Linked DNA regions of Homo sapiens: regions 1, 2, 4, 5 and 6 are each linked to region 3. A link is a contact called in ENCODE Hi-C or POLR2A ChIA-PET data. All regions are on one chromosome and are shown on one strand. The core of a region is the stretch at or near the end of the contact, and the rest is flanking DNA. Distances in the headings are between cores, read along the strand shown. Region 1 holds the start of DEK (DEK proto-oncogene). Region 2 holds the start of RNF144B (ring finger protein 144B). Region 3 holds the start of E2F3 (E2F transcription factor 3). Region 4 overlaps KDM1B (lysine demethylase 1B). Region 5 overlaps NUP153 (nucleoporin 153). Region 6 holds the start of FAM8A1 (family with sequence similarity 8 member A1).

Region 1 (3,547 bases), core at 159-2,658, 2.1 Mb before region 3:
ATAAACTGCCGCAGCACACTCCTCTATTCAGTCAAGTTTCCGTTTCACACCTCCAGTCAAATCAGGGCTCATATCGCCCTCCCTTAAAACAGACACAGGTTCGAAACCGAGACAGTGCTGGGCTCACATTTAACTTTCTTTCAGAGTTCACTTTCTTCATTTTTAACTACTTTCTCAAGTAGCAACAGCTTTCACCGCTGTTTGCCAGGGAGGGAAACTTTTTGGTAAATGTAAAAATATTCGAAAGTATTCAAATACTTCCGGGTCTAGCCTTATAACTTCAGTCTTAACGGGCTGCACCAAGACCTTACAATAACTTCAAAAGGCAAAAGATGTGTAATGAAAAGGACAAAATTAGAACATCCACTTAGCAACTTCAAAGGTGCACACACACAGGTAAAAAAAAAAATCAAATCCAAGACCTACAAACTTCCCGTCAAATGATGAAATGTTAACGAACGTTTAGAGCGGACGAGAAGTCGGCTGCACTCCAATACATCTCTACCACGCTAACAAATACTTTAAAAACCGGAATACACAAAGTCAATTCTACGCCATCGCTCAAAACAAAAGCAGATAAATTGTGCACACATTCTCGCTGAAAATCACTCCGACTTCACGCCTCTAAACACCAAAAGAGCAAGAAAACTGTTTCCTGGGTGAAAAATACAAAAAAACTTCGGTCTGAAAAATTCATCAGTTGGGATGCGACTCCCCCCACCTTTTTCCTCCTCCTCCTCCTCCTCGTCGTCCTCGTCCTCTTCCTCCTCGCTCTCCTCTCTGGGACCGGGCATTTCGGGTTCTTTCTCGGACGCGGGCTGGGTGGGGGTTCCCTCCCCCTCCGCAGCAGGGGCCGAGGCGGACATGCTGTGAACCTGCATGCGGGAAGAAAGCCGGACGTCTCGGTCCTCCTACTCCCGCAGGCAGGACCGGGCGGCCACCCTGAATGATGCTACCCTTCCCGCGGGACACCTGCCCTGAAAGTTGCCTCCTCCCATAGCCGGGACCGCAGCGCTCAGTCCCCAGGGGCGGCTTCCCTCCCGCTCCGCCGCCGCCGTCCAGGGATTCCCGAGGCGGGAAACCGCGCCCGCTGCCCCGCGTGCGCGCGCGCCCGCCCGGCCTGCGCTGTTCCCGGCCCGGCCCGAGCTGCCGGCCCTCCACGTCCCCTCCCCCGCCCCAGGCCGCCGTCCAAATGGCCGCGTCCCTCCCCCGTCGGCCGCGGCAGGGGCGACCGGGCCTCCGGCGTCCCGAAGCAGCCCTTACCGCGGATTTCGGCCGCCGCGGGCCTGGCACGCGAGGGCACGAGGAGGTTCTGGGAGGCGGCGGCGGCCGACGCCGAGGAGAAGGCGCGCGGGCCGCTGTCTGGCGTGACGCTCGCGCCGCGCGCTCGGCTCCCCAGAATCAACAAGATTTTCAAAATGGCGGTTCGGGAAGGAGAGCGGGAATGCGGCGACCAATCAGGGCCGCGAGCTGGGAGTTGGCGGGCGCGGGGCGGGGGAGGCGGGGCGGCCGGGTGCCTCCGCGGGAAGCTCGGGCGGGCGGGACCGCGAGGGGTCGCCTCGGCCGCGGGCGGAGGGATGCGCGCGCGGGGCTCTCCCCGGCTGCGCCTGGAGTGTGGTCGGCGCTCGGGCCCCGGAGTGCGGGCGGGCTGTGTCCCGCGGGGCGGGCGGGAGCGGGAGGCGAGGCGGCCTGGCAGCGCGGAACGGAAGGACGCTAGGGGGCCTGCGTGTTTATTGTTTCCACGGTCGCTTCCTGGAAAAGATGATGAGCAGTCCCGGGCCGCGGAGGGGCGCGGCGGGCGCGGTAAAGAAGTTTAGAGATCTCCGAAGTCGCTATCGACAGTGTTACTCTGAGGCGGAGGAGAATTAATCAGCGGTCTCATCAATGCTCCAGAAATCATGCTGGGTGATAGATAACTCCCAAATCTGTATTTCTGAGGACCGCATCGCTTGTAAGGTGCACCGAAAGGAAAAAGATCCTACCTGCCACGTTAAAGGTTCACATAGCCAGCCACATAGATTTACACCCCTGTAAATATAAGGGGAGAGGCTCCCTCCCACCCCATTCCTTCTCCTCTCCTCTCTCACACACACTCTCTGTTTTATAATAGAGGAAATATGTTATTTGGCCGGGTCCAGACCCTTCTCCCAGAGTTCTAGGTCATCTATGCAGATGCTTTTTACACATTCAACACTGCAGACACTCAAAGCAGTATCTTCCCTGCTCAATGCTGCCTTCTTTTGTATGTGATTTCCTTTATTTTCTCCCAACTCTTCAACCACTAGCTCACCTGAAGGATCCTTGTACTCAGTGGACTTAATAGAAATGTGATCAGTGAAATTTGCCTGGACTCTGGGTTGCAGGACAAAAATTAGACATTTCCTTTGAATCTTCCCTTTTCCTTTTGTTCCCCTTCCAAAACATACGCGAATAGTGTCATTTCTACCCTCAAACGGTATGCCATTTTCCACACTATTTATCCCACTCAAATCCTATCCACACTCCACAGCTCATCTCTCCTTCTTGCTGCCTGCAACGTGGTTGGGAGTGGGGGGTTGTGTTTCACCCCTATTTGTGTTACAGCTCTTTCAATCCTACCATTTGGCAGGTCCTGAGTTCTGGTCCTGTGTCCAGGAAGAGTGAGGCACGCAAACAACTGGAGGGTGAGCAAGGTGGACAGGAGCTTCACTGAGGGACAGAACAGCTCTCCTGAGACCTGAAGTGGGTTGCTCCTTTCTGCAGGGGGGTTGTCCCGACTAGCGTCCTGCCCTCAGTGGAGAGGAGACCCATAGTGGGCAGCTCCTTTCTGCAGGCAGGTGGTCCTGACGAGTTGAGGAGACCAAAGTGGGTAGCTCCTTCCTGCAGCTGGTAGGCCTGAGCGCTGGCTGAGTCTGGGGTTTTTATGGGCTCAGAAGGGAGGAAGTGTGTGCTGATTGGCCCATGGGTGGGCCCAGAAAAAGCACCACTAGTTTTCACTCTGGGCTGCAGACTCTACCTGGAACTGGCCACCAGGCCCCCCAGGCTTCAGGCCATCCCTGGCTTGAAGGTGGGCAGGGACCTACCCCTTTCCCCCCAGGAACGTGTCTGCCTCCCACCATCAACATGTCATCCATGGCGCCCAGGCTGTTTGTGCTGAGGGGTGCCTGCAGGCCCACGCGGAGCCACCCTCAGCCCCACCAGCCTCTTTCTCGCACTTGTTGGTGCCCAAAGTCCAGAGAGGGCCAAGGCGGCAGGTGGCTGGTGTGTCAGTGCTGCCCTGAACACGTGCACACCCAGCTGGGTTGCAGCAGCGCCCGTGCCTGGCCACAACTTTGCTCCGCCTTGGAGTGGGCCCTGGGAGTGGGTAGAGAGAGGGTAGAGGCCTGGGAACAGGCACATTCTTTTTTTTTTTTTTTTTTTTTTTGAGACAGGGTCTCACTCTGTCACCCAAGCTGGAGTGCAGTGGCGTGCTCTTGGCTCACTGCAACCTCAGGAGCAGGCACTTTCAGCCTGCAGGGGCAGGGGGTTTCCTGGGCCCCCAAGAGTGCAGGGATGGCTGGGTGCAGAG
Region 2 (3,977 bases), core at 1,377-3,876, 2.0 Mb before region 3:
ATAAGTTCTTGAGAGACCTAGTTGTTTAAACATGTGTGGCATTTCCCTGCCCCACCCCGCCTTGCTTCTGTTCCAGTCACGTAAGACATGCGTGCCTGCTTCCCCTTCACCTTCTACCATGATTGTAACCTCCCTGAGGGCTCCCCAGCCATGCTTCCTGTGCAGCTGCAGAACCATGAGCCAATTGAACTTCTTTTCTTTATAAATTACCCAGTTTCAGTTATTTCTTTATAGCAATGTGAGAACAGATTAATATAATCACCTTCTCAGAGAAGACTTGATTCTTTTCATCAACTCCTTTCCTTTAAATTCTTCTTCTCTGTGCTCCCAATAGCACATCATGCTTAAGTCTATCATATCACACATTATGTATCACTCACACATTGGGTACAACTATCAGTACCCTGATAATTGATTTGCTTGTCTTACTCCTTCCCTGGATTGAGAGGTCTTTGAGGACAGGGAGACCATGTCTAATATCATTATCTTAATACAACCTAGCAGATTGTCTGGGAGGAAATCAATAAATGCTCCAGAGAATGAATATCCATTCACACTGTAGACTCCTTAGGAAGATCTGAGAGAGTTTGTTCACATAATATTATAGCATTCAACGTGTTTATTTAGTCTTATTAAATTTTGACTGCAATTTAAAAAAAATTTGCATAGTTGCATGGTTGAAAATAATCAGTGGTGATGTTACTCAGTTGTGCAAAATATTTGGGATAATAGGCAGCACTATTCGTGCTTATGTTCTCATTCATATTGGCAGCAGCTTCTTCCCTTATCCTGTTAACAAGAGATTATAATTTATGAATGGTAATTTGAAAAGTGGACTCTGTGTTGAACTTTGGTTTAAGGCTCAGGAGATTTGCATCAACACCAATGAATAAACTAACCTCTTAGAGGTTGCTTTTTATCTTTCCTAGTTCCTGTCCACCAAAATGGTCACTATACCAAGAAAATTCCTTGAAATAGATTATCTCAGAACCTAAGCCATTGCTAAATCTGAAGGTTGGACTTCCTTTGGGATGGTTTTCATTTACATTCACCTTCCTCATGTAACTCAGATTTAGGTCTCATTCTAGCTTGGCCTGTGTCTGGTTTGGGCCAATCTCTTAAATCTTCCTGGACATCAGTTTCCTTATTTTTTTTTTTTTTTTGAGACAGAGTTTCGCTCTTGTTACCCAGGCTGGAGTGCAATGGCGCAATCTCGGCTCACTGCAGCCTCTGCCTCCCAGGTTCAAGCGATTCACCTGCCTCAGCCTCTCGAGTAGCTGAGATTATAGGCACCCACCACCACGCCCAGCTAATTTTTTGTATTTTTAGTAGAGACGGGGTTTCACCATGTTGGCCAGGCTGGTCTTGAACTCCTGACCCCAGATGATCTGCCCGCCTTGGCCTCTCAAAGTGTTGGGATTACAGATGTGAGCCACCGCACCCAGCCCAGTTTCCTTATTTTTAAAATCAGGTTATTTGCTAAAATAGCTAGGAAGACTTTTCAAGCTCAAATATCCTACCGTGGGTTCTTTTATCATCTTATTGCCCCTGTCCTTTTTCTCTTCCTCCCTGACTGGTGAGCTGGTCCTCCTACCTGCCCTAGCATGGCACATGTAGATACACTGTGTTATTCAGCACTTTGCTTTGACCTAGAGGTTTTCTTCAACTTGGAGGGCTGAGAAGCAATGTTTGCTTGTGTCGTTTGGAATGGTGCCTGTTGGCGTGCACAGATCCTTTCCACAAAGGGCCTGTGAGTCCCTTCCTTTTAGGAAGCACATTCCTGACAGTGGTTGCAAAAGTAGAGAGGGATTGCAGAGTGAACACAGATTCTTGTGTCAGAGCGACATTCCTAAATGGCAATGTTCAGCAGACTTAGGTGATTGTGATCTATGGGGGATATGGGGAATGAGTAGGTATGCGATTCATTATGAATGTCACACAAATGAAGTGTCCAAGGGTTTGGAGCAAGGAAGCACTTCATAATACCTCACAGCTTCTGGATTATTTTGTTACATTTTTGTTTAATTGAGGGTACAACCAGTTAAGTTACAAAGCACTTCAAGTGAAATCATTGTTTCATCAAGAAGTGTCTGTATTTTATGAGGTAAACTAAGATTATTCCCGATTTGATTCACAGGTATTCTAATTTCATCATTAGATGCAAAAGGACAAGTGAGGTACAAGCTGTTTTTTGATGAGATGTGCATGGGAAGTGTTTCTATAAAACAGTTGTCTGCCACGTGGGAAGGCAGGTCTGGGCTGTTAGAAGTAGAAGAAAGAGATTTAAAGAGCTGGGAAGGAGGGAGAAAATAAAGAAAGGTGGCCTGTGAGGATATGTACAGACAGAGAGGTAGCAGGCGCTTAAGGCCAAGAGGTGAGCTGTCCCTGTCTGGGCAGAAGAAGTGCGCTAGGGGCAGCTGCCTGCACCCCCTGCTCTGAATTCCTGCAACAGCGGTCCCAGGAGAACAAGAGACAGGTCCTGACAAGCAGTAGAGTCGGTGCAGCGCGCCCGGGTTCGGATAGGGTTAAGGCCAACACCTGCAGCTGAAGTACGACCCACATGGGAAGTAGGAAGTGCGGCGCCTGAGCTTCCTGTATAAATAAACGCGCTGCTACCGCTGCTGGCGAGCTGTGCCCCACGCTCCCGCTGCAACAGTCCCGGGCATCGCAGCTGCCAGTCAAGGCTAGGAGGCGGTCGGGGACTCCGCCTCCTCCCGACCCGTAGGTCTGGGAGCGCAAGTCCTGTTGCAGTCTTGCAAAGTGTAAAGCTGTCAGCCGCAGAGCACGGAGGAAAGACGGAGAGAATGGAAGAGCTCCTGTCCGGTGTGCCAGCAGCCCGGACTGGCGGTGAGCGCGAGGGAGGCTACTGAGAAGCCCGGCGACGGAGGAACGCAGGTCTGCTGCCAGGTAGGTTTAGCGAGCTTTTTAAAGGCTACAGGCGTTGCAAGACCGGAATGGTGTTGCTGGACTAAGGAAAAAGGACAGGAAACTCACTGTGACACCACAATTTTTCGATTTTCTGTCTCTAGTGCTCAAACCATACAGAACTGAATTCATTCTGAATGCCTTAAACACCTGTTAACTTAGAAGAAAAATGCCTTTGTTAAAGGAAAGTAGTTTCATTTCTAATAAAACAGTTTCTATAATAGAATGTATTGTAGAATCCGAGATTAGACCAGACCTCTCCCTAGGTCTTAAGGGGAGACCAAAAGTTGGCATAATCTCGGATTATGCATTATAGTGCTTATTTTATCAGGTAATTGCTAATGAAACAGTGAAACTCTGATACTACGAGAGCCATTCTCAAATTTAAGTTAAAATCGAACTGATTGTCGTTTGTGCAGGGAAAAGGTAGGTATCTTTTGCTTATTCTTTCTAAAACACCTTTTGTTTTTCTCATGAGTTTCAAGGATCCTGCTGTAAGTCTACTCCTCATGCATATACACTATTCACATAAAGATTTCCCAGAAATTAATTCCCTTCTCTGGGAAATGTTCTTTTTTCATGTTCTCATAACAGACTGTCAGTTTCATATTGCTTTCTGCCACATGTATCTTATCAAAACATTAGCTCTGAGGTTCTTAACAGGACTATCTCTGCTCTTCCGATTTGGCATTTCTGGACGTTTATTTGAACATTGAGAGGTATAAATTAAATGGCAATGTATCTAACATTTCTGAGGAAGCAGATTAGGGGGTGTCTGTGCCCAGAAGCAAAATAAATGAACTTTGGGATGACTCAGTTTTTAGGGTGTGGGTAAGAGGCAAAAGGAACCTAGCCAGTCCTAACTGAGTTGCTGGCTAATTAGAGTATCTGTCTGCCGCAGCTTTCACTGAAATGAGCCTCTTGGTCCCTTTCACATCAAATCCCTCTGTGAGTCCCTCCTTCTCCTTAGTTTATCTTTCCTTCACAACCTGGGTCCTTTTCATGGACAGCAGTGCCTTAAATACTTCTAAAACTATCCTGAGGGGGAGAAA
Region 3 (3,882 bases), core at 1,285-3,784:
GAATTTAAACCCAGATCACTCTGACTCCAAAGCTCATTCTTTCTGCTAAAACATGCTACCTCTTCCACAAATTAATAGCCTACCTTGGATTTCAGCATCTTATCTTCCACTATCTTCTCTCTTTGAACTCTTCTCTCCACCTACTCATCCTAGAGTTCACTAGACATAAAGTGTCAAAACATCTGTTTCTCTACCAAATACCCTATATTAAAAAAACTTGGGTAAGGTAGAATGATAAATATCTGAAAGCTTTCTAAAGCAGAATTGCAGGTGTGGGTCTAGAGTGTGAACACTTGCTTTCTTGTGGCTGTGTCGTATTTATCTTATTGCAATCACTTGTGGGGAGCTCAAGCCAGGATTCTATGCACAGCCCCAGTCCCAGGCTGGTCTCTAATCATAAGGCGCAGGTCTATAATTACTGTGTATGTTGCACCACTCCTCCCTCACAACCCCCACTACTGCCACCAAATGCAAGCTGCCAGTGATGCTCTGCAGATGGTAATATCCAAGTAGTGACAGTACTAGTTTCTTCCACAGGTATATCCATAGAGGAAAGCAACATTGATGGAACAAGAGCAGGGAAGCTGCTGGTATATTACACTTCTAGCTCATGCCCTTTGAGTACCACTTAATCTGCCCTAAAGATAGTGTCACTTCTGGCCAGGCGCGGTGGCTCATGCCTGTAATCCCAGCACTTTGGGAGGCCAAGGGAGGCGGATCTCCTAGGGTCAGGAGTTCAAGACCAGCCTGGCCAACATGATGAAACCCTGTCTCTACTAAAAATACAAAAATTAGCTGGGCGTGGTGGCACGTACCTGTAGTCCCAGCTACTCAGGAAGCTGAGGCAGAAGAATTGCTTGAACCCAGGAGGCAGAGGTTGCAGTGAGCTGAGATCGTGCCATGGCACTCCAGCCTGGGCAACAACAGCAAGACTCTGTCTCAAAAAATAAAGATAGTGTCACCTCTACCAGTGTCGACAAATGTTTAGGGCTATGGATCCTCAACTAGCCTGAATGCAAGACTAAAATATTCCTGAGCCTGGTGCAAGGTTTAATGGAACTTTTAACTCATCTGTTTCAGAAAAGGTAACAAGGCTAAAATATTAAGGAGTCCTAGCCTGATCTGACACATCTTGTCAGGTGTTTCATAGCACTCTGAGTAAGAGTTTTGGGAAATTAATAATAGTAATAAAAATCTTGTGAAAGGGCTCAAGGTGTTGCAATCCTCATCACCTATGAGCACCAATTCTGCAGCTGTTTTGCACGTAACTATAAATTATGATCTAGTCTCTACATACATAACTTCCCCCACATTCCTGCAGGGGTCTCTTTTCCTGCTCAATCTCAGGAGCAAGCTTTAATTTTAAGACCCATGAATACTTGAACAAATTCAGGAGTCAGTTTGACACATCATTTTATATTTTTCTGATGACAATTTCTAGTTTACTTTTTAAAAAAAGACACTATTTTAAAAATACTTTGGGATAGGTTTGAGTCGTTGTGTTTGCTTCCAGTCAGAGAACTTCCTACAAAACTGAAGATATAAAGTGCTGATGCCTGGGCGTGCCTGCGTTCGTTGGGGGCACGACGTCATCGTGGGAAGCGTGTACTTTTTCGGATTACTGCTTGGCGGATTAGAAACCCGTAGATCAGTTCTAGGTTAGCCCTGATTAACTGCCCTGGGTGTTTCTGGGCCAGAGGGAATGTCTGCTGGATTCAAACCAATATCCGTTGTAAGACAAAAGAGTTAATTTGTACTTTACCCCTATCCAGGCTAATAATGAAGGTACCGGGAATGATCTGGAATGTTAACTGGTGCCCGCAATCGCGTCTGCTGAACCTTCTGCCCCCACGATTCTGTCTGCCCACATGCTTCTGTCTATCAGCCCCGGCCTCGGGATCAGCTCTCGCCGCGTCATTGGTTGGATTTCAGGAAGGGAGAAGCCCACGATTTAAAGGGCTCCTTTTGCACCTGCCAGACATCGTCCGCATGGTCCAACTTGCCTTTGGCACGTATCTGGAAAAATCTCCTGCGCTGTTCGTTTATTGCACTGACTGGTCAAAGGAAAGAGTGTTCCCTTAGTCACCTTGACAATTTCCAAAAGCGAAACTTGGGCTCTAGACTAGATCTACACTGAGTCTGCGGGGCGCGGAGTCCCTGCCCAGGTCAGTAGCGCCGGCCCGGCGGGCGGGCGGGGACAGGGGCGGAGCCTAGGCCAGGCGTGGTCTTCCGTGGGAGAGAAGGAAATTCTTTGCCCCACCCCCTAAAAACTGCTCTTCTGCCAGCCAATCAAGGAGGCCTATGCAAATAGGGTCCCTGTCGCCCCGGTAACCATGATGCACGGCAGCCAATGGAAACCAGCAAGTCGCGGCCCTGCTCCATGATTGGGACTGAAGTAAGGAGGTAGCGGCCCAATGGGCTGTGGGAACGGTCCTCGGCGGGTTGAGGGGCGGGGATATGCAAATATGGTTTGAAAAGCCGGCGGGAAATCCGAGTTTCGCGGGAGGACCTTGGCGCGTAAACCGTATCCCTTCATTCATTGTCAGCAGCAGCTTCCTGGAGCCATTTTTCAGCTGCCGGCCGCAGCACCCGGGCTGCCGCCGCCGCCTCGCAATCCGTTGCATCGGCCGCCCCCGACGCCTCCATCCCCGCTTGGGGCCCGATATCCGTGCGGCCGGGACCCTCCTCTCTCCAGAGCCCCGATTATTTTTGGCCCCCGGGGCCTGTGCGGTGCGGAAAAATAAAAAGAAAAGAGAGAGAGGGGGCTCGGAAGCGCCGGGCGGGGAGGAGAGAAGGAGGAGAGACTTGGAAACTCCGACTGCAAATAATAAAGAAATTGAAAACAATACATTAATATACCATAACACTAAAAAGAGCAGGAGCGAGAGATGAGAAAGGGAATCCAGCCCGCTCTGGAGCAGTACCTGGTGACCGCCGGGGGTGGGGAGGGGGCGGCTGTCGTCGCCGCCGCCGCTGCAGCCTCCATGGACAAAAGGGCACTGCTAGCCAGCCCCGGCTTCGCCGCCGCCGCCGCCGCTGCCGCCGCCCCGGGCGCGTACATCCAGATCCTCACCACGAACACTTCCACCACCTCCTGTTCCTCCTCCCTCCAAAGCGGCGCCGTAGCCGCCGGCCCCCTCCTCCCCAGTGCCCCCGGCGCGGAGCAGACCGCCGGCAGCCTCCTCTACACCACGCCGCACGGACCCTCCAGCAGAGCCGGGCTGCTGCAGCAGCCACCAGCGCTGGGACGCGGCGGCAGCGGCGGCGGCGGCGGCCCTCCGGTAATACCCTCCCTCCCCACCGTCCCCAGCCCCGGCGGGAGGTGGGCTCGCACCGCGCGGGGTCGTGGGCGCGCTGCGGGCCGCTCGGGGAGAGCACTGGGCCGAGCATCGTGGGCCTCGGGGGCTGCCCCTCCAACGAGGGTTCATTGTTAGACCTGAGTGCTCTTCCCGGCGCCAGGAGGGTCGGGGGGCTCGGCCAGGCGCGCGGGGCGGCGGGGATTGCCTTGGCGCGAACCACATCAAACACTCCAAAACTTTTCGCGGCCCCCCCTTCTTTTCCTGCACTTTTCCCTACCCCCACTCTCCCTTCCCCTCCAACTCGAAGCTTCCTCTTTCTCGGGCGTAGGAAGGGGTCACGCCCCGGATGGAGAAGGGGGTGGGGGAGGGAGTAGTGAACTGGGGTGTGGGGGGCTCTGAGGGGTTGAAACCGGGGGACTGTTGGGGTGCTAGCCCCCAGTCGGCCTTGGAGGCTCGTTGGCGGCCGGGGGTCCCTGCGGCGTGCTCGGAGCGCAGGGGATCGGCGGGGCTGCGCTTGACACATTTTAGGATCTGTAACTCCCGGCAACAAAGGGGCTGGGGGAGGTGGAGGGGAGTCGGGCGT
Region 4 (4,032 bases), core at 1,185-3,684, 2.2 Mb before region 3:
GACAGACCTATGAGTAGTGAGAGTTTAACTTAGGGACATACGCCCAGGAGTGAGTCTTAGGAATGCTGGGCATCTTCAGACTAGCTTCTAGGTTGCCAGTGGGTTCCATTATCCATGGGAATGGAACTGAGTGGCATCAAAAGCAAGGAGCTGGGCTGGGCACAGTGGCTCATGCCTGTAATCCCAGCACTTTGGAAGGCTGAGGAGGATGGATTACCTGAGGTCAGGAGTTCAAGACCAGCCTGACCAACATGGTGAAACCTCATCTCTACTAAAAATACAAAATTCGCTGGGCGTGGTGGTGTGCACCTGTAATCCCAGCTACTTGGGATGCTGAGGCAGGAGAATCACTCGAAACCGGAAAGTGGAGGCTGCAGTGAGCCAAGATCGCTCCATTGCACTCCCAGCTGGGCAACAAGAGCGAAACTCCGTCTCAAAAAAAAAAAAAACCCAAAAAACAAAACAAAACAAAAAACAACCAAGGAGTTCACAGGGGGAAAAAAGGAGGTGAGGAGAATGGAAAGAGCGGTATTTGGGGTTGTTCTTTCGGGCAGTGTCTTTGTTTTAGAGTAGAGCTACAGGTTGCTGCTTAGATATTGCCTGTGGTTTTGTGACGACAGACACCTAACCACCTTTCTTCTGCTCACTTTGCAGATTGCCTTGCAATTTCCGTATAGATTTTGGGACAGTAAAGTACAAGGGGCTGACTTTTTTGGTCACGTTCCTCCCAGTGCCAGCAAGCGAGGGCTTTTTGCCGTGTTCTATGACATGGATCCCCAGGTAAAATCATTCGTGAACTGTGGTTTGAATTTCCGTCTTAAAGTTTAGAATTTGATGTGATAATTACTCACCTATCAAGCTCAGGAACTAACGAACATCATGGAGACCCTGGGTCTATGTTTATATTCTGGGAGGACACTTGGACTGGACATTTTCCTATAGGAAAGGAGCCCCAGTATTTGCCATGTCTTCTTAAAGTCCTCATGTTGCTCCCTGGGACATGAATTGGATGCTTGTGGAAACTGTCATTTCAGGCTATGGGGGAATTCCTCTTAGGTGAAGTTGGAGACATCAGAGTCAATGAGTGGTGCTTGAAACTTCCTCTCTGAGGGTCCTCTAGGGAGCTGGGAAAGGGTGTATGATTGGTGAGGGAGGGTGTGAGTGTCAGCAGATGTGAGAGCTGAGGGAAGGAAGGAGAGAGGAGAATGGCATACCCAGAGCTGGACGGGGGTGGTCACTTTCTCTGCCGTCATGTCACTGCCACACGAAAGAATCATGGCTGTTTCTGACTTTCAGTTTCAAGAAACTTTGTCTTAAAAGGTTTCACATAGGAGCCGAGGGCAGATTTTCTTTACCATTTGAGGTTTTTTTATTTTTCATTGTTTTATCTGCAGATTTTCCTTCTCCATCTCTTTCTACTTCTTCCGAAGCAAGCTTTAATTAGTGAACAGCCAAGGGAACCTTAAAGTTGCTATTTACATTTCTTAGTGTTTTTCTTTTCCAGCAGGAAGCAATAGAGTGGATGGATGAATAATGAGTGTTTGCGAGGAAAATGGACTGGCGAGTGACGTGCGGATAAGGGACAGCCAGAAATAGTGACATTTAACTTGTGAGAGTGAGGCTCTTGGCCGGGTACAGTGGCTCACGCCTGTAATCCCAGCACTTTGGGAGGCCGAGGTGGGTGGATCACCTGAGGTCAGGAGTTTGAGACCAGTCTGGCCAACATGGTGAAACCCTGTCTCTACTAAAAATACAAAAGTTAGCCGGGCATGGTGGCAGACGCCTGTAATCCCAGCTACTCTGGAGGCTGAGGCAGGAGAATCACTTGAACCTGGGAGGCAGAGGTTGCAGTGAGCCAAGATTGCACCATTGCACTCCAGCCTGGGTGACAGAGCAAAACTCTGTCTCATTTAAAACAAAACAAAACAAAAAACAAAAAAAAGAGGCCCTTATCTGTGGGAGCTGAGCACTCACAGACCTCCTGCTTTTCCTTTCATGTCTCCAGAAGAAGCACAGCGTGCTGATGTCTGTGATTGCCGGGGAGGCTGTCGCATCCGTGAGGACCCTGGATGACAAACAGGTGCTGCAGCAGTGCATGGCCACGCTCCGGGAGCTGTTCAAGGAGCAGGTGAGAGAGAGGAAGCCCTCCTTGAAAGGGGCAAGCCGTGCTTGCTATCCAGAGCAGGTGTGAAGCCCAAGCAGCCAGCGTCACTGAGAATCACAGGAAGGAAGGCAGAGGCCACAGTCTTCTTTCTTTCAGAGTCCCACTGCCCACCTCAGCACTGAGATTAGTCTGTGAGGGCTGTCATCACAGAGTACCGCAGACTGGCTGCCTTAGACAACAGAAACTTATTCCTCACAGTTCTGGAGGCTGGAAGCCTGAGATCGAGGTGTCGGCAGGGTTGGTTTCTCCTGGGTCCTCTCTGTTTGGCTGGTAGATGCTGTCTTCTCCCTGTGTCCTCACATGGGCTTCCCTCTGTGTGTGTCTGTGTCCTCATCTCCTCTTCTTATGAGGACACAAATCAGATTAGATTAAGGCTCACCCCGGCGACCTCACTTTAAAGTAATTACCCATTGGAGACCATGCGACGAAATACAGTCACATTCTGAGGCACTGAGGGTTAGGGTGTCCACATGGGAATTTGAGGGAGACACGGTTCTGCCTGTAACAGTGCCCTGTACCTTTTTTTACACAATTGTCTTCCTTCCTTTTTTTCTTCTCACATCATACACACTTCCCTTTTTTTTTTTTTTTGTAAGGATATAAAAGGCTCGGTATTTTCTACGTGGATTCTATATTTACTGAAGCCCTAGAAGCTTTGACTACAGCTTTCCTTTTAAGAGGAGCCTTGGCCAGCTTTTTTTAATATCGCACACATGCAGATAGTCTCTTTTCTCCACGGAGCTCAGGATACTTTGTTTGCCAGTGTACTAAATCTCACCATCTCTGGAGATTTGTAAATGGCCATGGCTTATATCTTTTTGAAATAAAGGAGCAGAAATAGAAGTGAAATGACTCAAAAGTTATGTAAGTTAAAGAGAAAGGGGCATTCAGATATGTTGCTTATTTTATTTCATTTTAATTTATTTATTTTTGAGACAGAGTCTCACTCTTTCGCCCAGGCTGGAGTGCAGTGGCACAATCTTGGCTCACTGCAACCTCCACCTCCCGGGTTCAAGCGATTCTCCTGCCTCAGCCTCCCGAGTAGGCTGGGATTATGGGTGTGCTCCACCACACCCAGCTAATTTTTGTATTTTTGGTAGAGACAGGGTTTCACCATGTTTGCCTGGCTGGTCTTGAACTCCTGACCTCAAGTGATCCGCCTACCTCGGCCTCCTAAAGTGCTGGGATTACAGGTGTGAGCCACTGTATGGCCAGCCTTGTTGCTAATTTTATATGAGAGGATCTATCTAATGATGCAATCCCTTGCTTGGGGTTTTTGTTCAGAAGTTTGTTTTTTACATTAGTTGTTTGGAACTTAGCTTACCGTTTCTATAGAAATATTGTTTATCGTGTTGCTTGTTGGAGGCCAGCTGACAAATTACAGTCGCTCTCTCTTACTCGAGGCTTTGCTTTCATGGTTTCAGTTACTGTGGTCAACCAAGGTCTGAAAATATTTGATGGAAAATTCCAGAAATAGATTCATAAGTTTTCAGTCATGCACCGTTCTGAAGAGCGTGTCCAGTACCTCCACACTGTAGACATTGCCTGTCCATTAGTCACTCAGGAGTCATCTCTGTTATCAGAGCCATGTTCACATACCTTTTATTTCAGTATAGCGTTATAATTGTTCTATTTTATTATTGTCATTAATCTCTGTACCTAATGTATAAATGAAACTTTATCATAGGTATGAATAGGAAAAAACATAGTGTGTATAGTATTGGTCCTATCCATGGTTTCAGGCATCCCCTGCGGGTCATGGAACATATTCCTGGCGGGGAAGAGGGGACTGCTGTATTTTAAATTGAGTGAATGTGAAACATAACCTTGTATCACTGTTTTGTGGAGAACCCTGTTGAGAATTCCAA
Region 5 (3,930 bases), core at 1,089-3,588, 2.8 Mb before region 3:
CCTTCCCATAGATTATGGTAGAAAATACTTCATAAGCTAAGAATCCTTATTTTCCAGGTAGTAGATACCAATTCTGATTATAAAAGCCCAAACAGAAGAGAAAGACACACATAAATATGCACTATATTGAGCTTTGCATTACTGCTGTATTTCTCAAAATTAGATCCACAGATGACTTCACCAGAATCATGAGGGTTTTAAAGAGCAGTTCAAACTGAAAATCCTAGGTTCCTTCCCAAAGAGTTCTGTATTTCTCAACTATGTTCAGTGTAAACCATTAATTGACTTGCTGCATCTGTCAAGGCAACTTGTAAAACGACAACTTGTAAAAAAAAAAATAATAATAATAATAATAAAAAGTTAATACTTACCAGCTGTAGTACTAGTTTGAGCTCCAAAGGCAAAAGTGGCTTTTGCTGGCTGTTCAGATTCCTTCTCAGATGGTTTTGTCATACTAAAACTAAATGTGGACTTTGAAGAATTCTCATCTTTGGTTTGCTCTGAATTCCCAAAGGAAAACACTGGTTGACACTTTGGCTCTTCATTGTCAGCTTTCTTCCCAAAAACTAGGGAAGTAGAAGTGACAGGCTCTTGCTGTTTCTCTTCTGTCCTTCCCAAAACAAACACTGAGGCAGATGGCAGAGAGGCAGGCTCCACGTTGCCAAAAGAGAATCCTCCTTTGGTGGCAGGCATTTCTTCTTTTTTAGCTTCTGATGTCTTACATGTGAAAGGAGCCACTGAAGCACTCTTGGTTTCTATGGTTCCAAGGTTGAAGCTGCTCTTGTTCTCAGAGGTCACTATGGTGTTAGCAGGAGCAGGGGTGGAGTTAATAACACCTGTACCAAAGCTAAAACCTGCAGAGGAAGATTTGGGCAGTTCCTCTTTCTTTTCTTCCTGTCCAAGATTAGATACCCCAAATTGAAATGGAGTTAAAGAAACTGGGTTGCTTAAACCAGAAGAAAGTCCAAACTTAAAATTATCATTCTTACTATCTTTTTTAACTTCTTCGGGCTTAGATTCAGATGAAACTCCAAATTTAAAATCTCCTATTGGTTTAGAAAATTTAAAGCCTTCACTCATGGGGTTTATAGACCCAGAATCGGATGACACACCTATTTTGAATCCTCCCTGATCTCCAAATTTAAAATTTCCAGTGCTTGTTAAAGTCTGAGAAGGCCCAGAAGAGGATGATGAGACACCAAATTTGAAGGATGAGGAGGCTGCTGAGTTCGAAGATGAGGAAGATGTGTCAAAGCCTACAAAAATATAAAAGACACCACATAGACACTCAATGTACTGATCCTCTCAAACAAAATGTAAACACTGTGAAAGCCAAAGAAACATAGGAGTAACTTTGAAAGGGCCTACTTTGAAGAGTATTACCAGCAGCTGTAAACATAATCCAAGGTGACCTATATTTAGTCGGTATGAGAATGATATCTCAATCCTCACAACTATCCTGACAAGCCACTTTTCATTTATCAGACTGGCTGCGATAAAGTTTGATAAAGTTTGTACTAGTGATGAGACTGGAAGTAACAGGCTACACATTGCAGGTGGGTGTATAAATGAACACAAAACTCATAGAGAGCAATCTGTCAATAGTTACCGAAAATTACAAATGCATATACCCTTTGACCTTGCAATTCTATAGCTGGAGTTTGTTTTAAAGATAAACTCATAGACATGCAAAATGCCATATGCAATCCAGGCAGCTATAAACGAAGAAGGAAGAACAAAGATGTGTCCAAGATAATCCCTGATAAAATCAAAGGGGCAGAAAGGGAGTGCGGTATACAGACTTTTCTAACAAGGTAAAAGGAAGTAAGAATATATAGGGGTATGTATGTTTGCCTTGGATGGGCATAAAGAAACTTTGAAAGATTTACAAGAAACTAACCACAGTTACATTTGGAAGTGGGAGGGAAGGTGGAAAAAGAGACAATGGAGAGAAGAGATTGAACCTTGTCACAATTTCTTGATTTTTAAATCTTGTGAATAAATGTGTTATTCACTCAAGCATTTAAAAAAGGAAGGCAACAGAAAAACAGAAGAATTACAGAGTTGAAGCAATGTTTATAAAGTTAAACATCAGACTGGGCGTGGTAGCTCACGCTTGGAATCCCAGCACTTTGGGAGGCCAAGGCGGGCAGATCACCCGAGGTCAGGAGTTCAAGACCAGCCTGGCCAACATGGCGAAACCCCATCTCTACTAAAAATACAAAAAAAATCAGCCAGGCATGGTGGTCTGTGCCTGTAGTCTCAGCTGCTTGAGAGGCTGAGGCAGGAGAATTGCTTGAGCCCGGGAGGTAGAAGTTGCAGTGAGCCAAGATTGCGCCACAGCACTCCAGCCCGGTCAACAGTGAGACTCCACTTCAAAATAAATAAAGAAAAGAAAACAGAGGAGAGCAGAGGAGACGGGAGACGAGAGGGGAGGGGAGACAAGAGGGGAGAGGGGAGGGGAGAAGGGAGGGGAGAGGGGAGAGGGGAGAGGAGAGAAGAGAGAAGACAGGAGAGAAGAGAGAGGAGAGAAGAGAAAAGAGAAGAGAGCAAGCATTATACTGACAAGATCAAAGTCTTGGTTTCATAATGCTTTTCTGCAGCTAAGGAAATCAGAAATGAAGTACTTGACCTACTGGCTCAAAACAAGGATCATTAAGAAGTACTAAGATACTTAAAAGTATGGTGATTACCACACTACAGGTAGAGAACAGTATAAAAAGGGGAGCATGAATTAACAGCTACAGAAAGAGATAAAATGAACCAGAAAGCACAAACTTCTAAAACACTTAAATGCAGTGTTTTTCAAACTGCTAGTTGTATACCATTAATCATCAATTAATTTAGCAGGCTGCAACCAGCACTTCTCTTTTAAAATAAAATAAAACAGAAAATACCAGGGAACCTTACACCTACCAGAGGCAAGTATTATTTTGCAAAACAGATTTCAATCATATAGACATATACGCTGTGCAGGTGATGGCTCACAATATAAAAGGTTTATTCCTGACTTTTGGTTTGCAATCAAGAGTTTGAAAGCTAATTACAAAGTAGATAAAGCTTGCTATTATTTTTGTTTAATTTGTATAAATTTAAGGATTACCAGTGCAATTTTGTTACATGGATATGTTGCCTGGCAGTGAAGTTTGGGCTTTTAGTATATTCATCACCCAAATAATGTACATTGTGCCCATTAATTAATTTCTCATCATCTACCCCCCATCCCATCCTCTCACCGTTCTAGGGGTCTACACTCTGTCCACTGAGTACACTTTATTTAGCTACAACTTATAAGTAAGAAGATGAAATATCTGTCTGAGTTGTTTCAAGACATTAATCCTCACACATTTTCTCCTTGCGGGCTTACTCTTTTACAGAAGACTTGAAAAATCTGGCCTCCAGACCAGGCGTGTTGGCTCACGCCTGTAATCCCAGCACTTTGGGAGGCCGAGGCGGGTGGATCACGAAGTCAGGAGATTGAGACCATCCTGGCTAACATGGTGAAACCCCCGTCTCTACTAAAAACACAAAAAATTAGCTAGGCGTGGTGGCAGGTTCCTGTAGTCCCAGCTACTCGGGAGGCTGAAGCAGGAGAATGGCATGAACCCAGGAGGCGGAGCTTGCAGTGAGCAGAGATCGGCCACTGCACTCCGGCCTGGGCGACAGAGCAAGACACCATCTCAAAAAAAACACAAAAATCTGGCCTCCAGTTAGTTTAGGATTAATTACTTTGAGGGAGTCTTCCTTTGTACTTATATAGTAAAATATTAAGAGTTCTTTTCCTGGGACCTACTTTGGGAAACCAAAGCCACAGCCTGTATCGCTTTTAATTTAGAGGTGTATTCCCAGTCAAATAAAAGTCAGTAAGTTCATCTGGGCGCGGTGGCTCACACCTGTAATCCCAGCTACTTGGGAGGCTGAGGCAGGGAA
Region 6 (3,669 bases), core at 540-3,039, 2.8 Mb before region 3:
AGCCTGGCCAACATGGTGAAACCCCGTCTCAACTAAAAATACAAAAAAAATTAGCTGGGCGTGATGGCGGGCGCTTGTAATCCCAGCTACTTCGGGAGGCTAAGACAGGAGAATCACTTGAACCTGGGAGGGGGAGGTTGCAGTGAGCCGAGATCGCACCATCGCACTCCAGCCTGGGCGACAAGAGCAAAACTCTGTCAAAAAAAAAAAAAGAAGGAAAAGAAAAATTATCTGACCTACCTTGTTTAACTGTTGTAGGCCACAGCCCCCATTCCAGAGGGTCCTGTTCCATACCCAGAAGGAATGAATGCTGCAGACAGGCCAAGGAGAATCCAGATAGGCCTTGCTGGGTTTCTTGCCTGTTTGCATCAGAGTGTTTTTTGTCCAGTCATTTTTTTTGAGACGGAGTCTCGCTCTGTCGCCCAGGCTGGAGTGCGGTGACGCAATCTCGGCTCACTGCAAGCTCCGCCTCCCGGGTTCACGCCATTCTCCTGCCTCAGCCTCCTGAGTAGCTGGGACTACAGGCGCCCGCCACCACGCCTGGCTAATTTTTAGTATTTTTAGTAGAGACGGGGTTTCACTGTGTTAGCCAGGATGGTCTCGATCTCCTGACCTTGTGATCCGCCCGCCTCAGCCTCCCAAAGTGCTGAGATTACAGGCGTGAGCCACCGCGCCCGGCCTTGTCCAGTCATTTTTTTATACGGCTGTCCATGCTTTGTTGAACCTAAGCATACAAATACACGATTTCCCTTGTTATCTTTGGGTCTTCATTCTGAAGGCTCCCGTGTCACATAAAACGATGGTCAAATCAATGTCTATGTCTTTTCTCCTATTAACTGCCTCCTGTCAGTGACTTTCAGCGAAACTTCAGAAGGTGAAGCGGAAGTTTTCCTTTGGCCCGGACAGCATCATCATTAATATCATTAATAAATATTCCCACAGTATTTGGCCCTTGTATGTCCTTTGTATGGTGCTGGGGATACAATAACATATCGCTGCAGAGATTTTCAAATGTAAAAGAAGAGAGATTATACTGATTTAAAAGCTAGATTCTGTCCTCACCCTGGAGCTAGTCTGCATTTACGAAAACTTACTTTCCACTGCGGTAGACAGACGCTTTCTACTCCAGCGCAACTGTGCCTTTCCTCAAATCTAGTCTCAAATTTAGGTTCCTTTTCATTTTCTGTTATGGAAAGGCCCTCAGCGTATCCCAGGCTTTGGAGCCTTTTGTTAGTAGTCTGGCCCATGCATAATTTCCCCTTCCTCTGAATTATACATAGCACCTCACTAGTTATATTTTAATACACTTTCCTATGTCTCAGTGGTAGTTTCCTATATTAATATATATCCCAGTTTAGTTTGGCTTTTAATTTCTTTTCTTCTAAGGGGATAGATGCGTTCTGTACCACCTTCTCGAGTACTAATGGTTAACTGGAATGAACACAAGCAACAAACCCTCCGGCCTGGATCCCAAAACAACAGTCGCGGTTCTGCAACAGAAAAGGCTGCGCTGGCCCTGGGACCTGTCTCGGAAATACTCCTCATCCATCTAGTTTCTCCCAGGACAACTAGGCCCAACCCCACGGGAATATACAGAGAGGCCTCGGGTCACAGACTTAAAGCTGTAAAAGGGAGGAGGCGACGGTCTGGTCCCAGTCACCGACCAGCCACCGACTACTAGGGCCCGAACCCGGGACTGCAGACGCACCTCCCCGCCCTCCCTTCCCAGCTCCGCCTGGCGGCGGGCGTTGCTCCTGAGGGGCGGGGCTTCCGCTTCCGGCGGGGGATTGTTGACGCCTGCGGTTGCTGCGGTGGTGACGGGGCTGTTGGGGAGGGGCCATTGGGGGAGGGAAACGGAGCAGTGACAGGTATCCCAGAGGGTGCTGCTGAGGCGACGATGGCCGAGGGGCCCGAGGAAGCCCGAGGCCACCCTCCCGGGCAGGACGATGGCGGAGGGGACCACGAGCCCGTCCCTTCCCTGAGAGGCCCTCCTACCACCGCCGTCCCATGCCCCCGCGACGACCCCCAGGCCGAACCCCAGGCCCCGGGCCGGCCCACAGCCCCGGGCCTCGCGGCTGCCGCCGCAGCCGACAAATTGGAGCCGCCGCGCGAGCTCAGGAAGCGCGGGGAGGCGGCCTCCGGCTCCGGTGCAGAGCTGCAGGAGCAGGCGGGCTGCGAGGCGCCCGAAGCCGCGGCGCCACGAGAGAGACCAGCTCGGCTGAGCGCCCGCGAGTACTCCCGGCAAGTGCACGAGTGGCTGTGGCAGTCCTACTGCGGCTACCTCACCTGGCACAGCGGCCTGGCCGCCTTCCCAGCCTACTGCAGCCCCCAGCCCTCCCCGCAGAGCTTCCCTTCGGGCGGCGCTGCAGTCCCCCAGGCCGCGGCGCCGCCGCCCCCGCAGCTGGGCTATTACAACCCCTTCTACTTCCTGAGCCCCGGGGCCGCGGGGCCTGACCCGCGGACAGCTGCCGGCATCAGCACCCCTGCTCCAGTCGCGGGCCTGGGACCCCGGGCTCCTCACGTGCAGGCGTCGGTCCGGGCCACTCCAGTGACGAGGGTAGGATCCGCAGCCCCTTCGCGAAGCCCGAGCGAGACCGGGCGACAGGCAGGTGAGAAGCGCGAGGTGGAGGCTGGGCGGAGTAGAAGGGTTTTCGGGGGCCTGTGGGGTAGAGCTGGCACGCTTTTTAGACCTGTAACTGCTGCTTCTACTCTGATTGACTATCCTGCCCGTTCAGTTCACTAGCTATCGTTTGTCCAGGCCCTAAATTCCCAAAATGTACAAGGAGGCAATACAGTTTCTTCTTCCTTTAGACCTGGCACTCCAAATTGACTCCCTTACTCATGGGACTAGTTGTTTATTCGTGAAAAGAAATTGCTCTTCAAACCATCCTCTTCCTTTGGTTTTCACGCTCTGCAGTGAGGGCCAAAGCTAAATTCGCAAATGGCAAACCCACTTTTGGAGGGGCTCGACTGGTAATGCTGAAAATTATTCAGACATTGGCTACTTAGGACAGTGGAACTGAACGGATATAAAAGGAGATCGACATGGATACAAGTGGAGTTAGGAAGTTTTGATTGGGTCAAAGCTTCACTTCATTTGATCAATATCTTGTATATTGTGTAATTGTTTTTGCTTCTGTGTGTGAACTAGAATATTTTGAATTAGTTACACTTCTTAGTTTACTATTTAAACTATTAGACTTTTAGTTTATTTTAGTTAGCCACAGATAGATGGGACAAGAACTAGTTGATGCCTCTGATCCCAGTCAGAATTTAGGATGACAGATTGATACTCACTGGGTTTATTTTAAAGAAAGCAAAACAAACTAAAAAACGGGTGGGGGGGGATTACAGGGATTTACTTTATACTAATTGCCAATATTTAACCTTGATTTGTACTAAAAAATGTTTAATTTTGTGTGACTTAGATGTGATCACCTGGATTCTCCTCATTAGAATTCCTAGTGAAATGTAGTGGGTACCCTAATCAAATTTATCTGTGAAATCAGTTTTCTAGGGGGAAAGTGGGGAGGGTGGGGACAAGGTCTGCTTCTATCGCCCAGCCTGGATAGTGCAGTGGCGATCTTGGCTCCCTGCAGCCTCCGCCTCCCAGGTTCAAGCCGTCCTGCCACCTCAGCTTCCCTAGTAGCTGGGACTAAAGGCATGCGC

Evidence for each region. A loop is a pair of places that touch in the nucleus more often than their neighbours do. ChIA-PET counts read pairs that join two places held with the same protein, here RNA polymerase II (POLR2A). Pooled maps may share reads with other maps.
Region 1: a map of CD4-positive, alpha-beta T cell shows a loop between it and region 3 (11-fold over the local background). The contact joins the promoter of DEK here to the promoter of E2F3 in region 3. A Hi-C loop is called at or near these places in 7 of 168 maps with a recorded cell type or tissue (CD4-positive, alpha-beta T cell, CD8-positive, alpha-beta T cell, OCI-LY7 and 3 more), 15 of 37 single-sample maps with no recorded cell type and 25 of 50 pooled maps.
Region 2: a map of naive thymus-derived CD4-positive, alpha-beta T cell shows a loop between it and region 3 (11-fold over the local background). The contact joins the promoter of RNF144B here to the promoter of E2F3 in region 3. A Hi-C loop is called at or near these places in 2 of 168 maps with a recorded cell type or tissue (chondrocyte and naive thymus-derived CD4-positive, alpha-beta T cell) and 5 of 50 pooled maps.
Region 4: a loop to region 3 is called in a pooled map, with 5 times the contacts of the local background. The contact joins the enhancer-like site here to the promoter of E2F3 in region 3. A Hi-C loop is called at or near these places in 1 of 37 single-sample maps with no recorded cell type and 2 of 50 pooled maps. POLR2A ChIA-PET finds 5 or more read pairs at or near these places in 1 of 52 experiments (Panc1).
Region 5: a loop to region 3 is called in a pooled map, with 2.0 times the contacts of the local background. The contact joins the enhancer-like site here to the promoter of E2F3 in region 3. A Hi-C loop is called at or near these places in 1 of 50 pooled maps. POLR2A ChIA-PET finds 5 or more read pairs at or near these places in 2 of 52 experiments (K562 and activated naive CD8-positive, alpha-beta T cell).
Region 6: a map of B cell shows a loop between it and region 3 (17-fold over the local background). The contact joins the promoter of FAM8A1 here to the promoter of E2F3 in region 3. A Hi-C loop is called at or near these places in 2 of 168 maps with a recorded cell type or tissue (B cell and naive thymus-derived CD4-positive, alpha-beta T cell) and 9 of 50 pooled maps. POLR2A ChIA-PET finds 5 or more read pairs at or near these places in 1 of 52 experiments (K562).

The regions. Positions count from the first base shown.
Region 1 is chr6:18,263,122-18,266,668 of GRCh38, forward strand. It overlaps DEK (DEK proto-oncogene), which reads right to left and starts at 1,409. Exons shown (of 11, transcript NM_003472.4): 1 at 1,264-1,409; 2 at 722-875. The coding sequence starts at 866. It overlaps LOC124901270 (a long non-coding RNA gene), which reads left to right and starts at 1,411. Exons shown (of 2, transcript XR_007059486.1): 1 at 1,411-1,956; 2 at 2,609-3,547. RefSeq lists an enhancer at 533-1,084 and silencers at 970-1,029, 1,090-1,449, 1,490-1,769.
Region 2 is chr6:18,384,724-18,388,700 of GRCh38, forward strand. It overlaps RNF144B (ring finger protein 144B), which reads left to right and starts at 2,627. Exons shown (of 8, transcript NM_182757.4): 1 at 2,627-2,907.
Region 3 is chr6:20,399,345-20,403,226 of GRCh38, forward strand. It overlaps E2F3 (E2F transcription factor 3), which reads left to right and starts at 2,535. Exons shown (of 7, transcript NM_001949.5): 1 at 2,535-3,281. The coding sequence starts at 2,889. It overlaps LOC124901482, which reads right to left and starts at 3,428. Exons shown (of 3, transcript XM_047419652.1): 1 at 3,081-3,428; 2 at 2,925-3,036; 3 at 1,397-2,818. The coding sequence starts at 3,428. The coding sequence ends at 2,211. RefSeq lists silencers at 2,110-2,349, 3,200-3,669, 3,870-3,882 and an enhancer at 2,448-2,972.
Region 4 is chr6:18,213,002-18,217,033 of GRCh38, forward strand. It overlaps KDM1B (lysine demethylase 1B), which reads left to right. Exons shown (of 22, transcript NM_001364614.2): 19 at 655-780; 20 at 2,006-2,128. Among named protein-coding and RNA genes, the nearest start is that of DEK, 50 kb to the right of the region's middle. RefSeq lists a silencer at 2,062-2,111 and an enhancer at 2,322-2,441. Within about 2 kb of position 2,435, at least 5 of the 41 ENCODE cell types and tissues checked have a DNase peak (open chromatin) inside an H3K27ac peak, as active enhancers do.
Region 5 is chr6:17,628,284-17,632,213 of GRCh38, forward strand. It overlaps NUP153 (nucleoporin 153), which reads right to left. Exons shown (of 22, transcript NM_005124.4): 18 at 372-1,256. Among named protein-coding and RNA genes, the nearest start is that of FAM8A1, 30 kb to the left of the region's middle. Within about 2 kb of position 2,339, at least 3 of the 41 ENCODE cell types and tissues checked have a DNase peak (open chromatin) inside an H3K27ac peak, as active enhancers do.
Region 6 is chr6:17,598,513-17,602,181 of GRCh38, forward strand. FAM8A1 (family with sequence similarity 8 member A1) reads left to right here and starts at 1,790. Exons shown (of 5, transcript NM_016255.3): 1 at 1,790-2,609. The coding sequence starts at 1,898. It overlaps LOC102724591 (a long non-coding RNA gene), which reads right to left and starts at 464. Exons shown (of 5, transcript XR_007059485.1): 1 at 241-464. RefSeq lists a silencer at 1,649-2,128 and an enhancer at 3,195-3,669.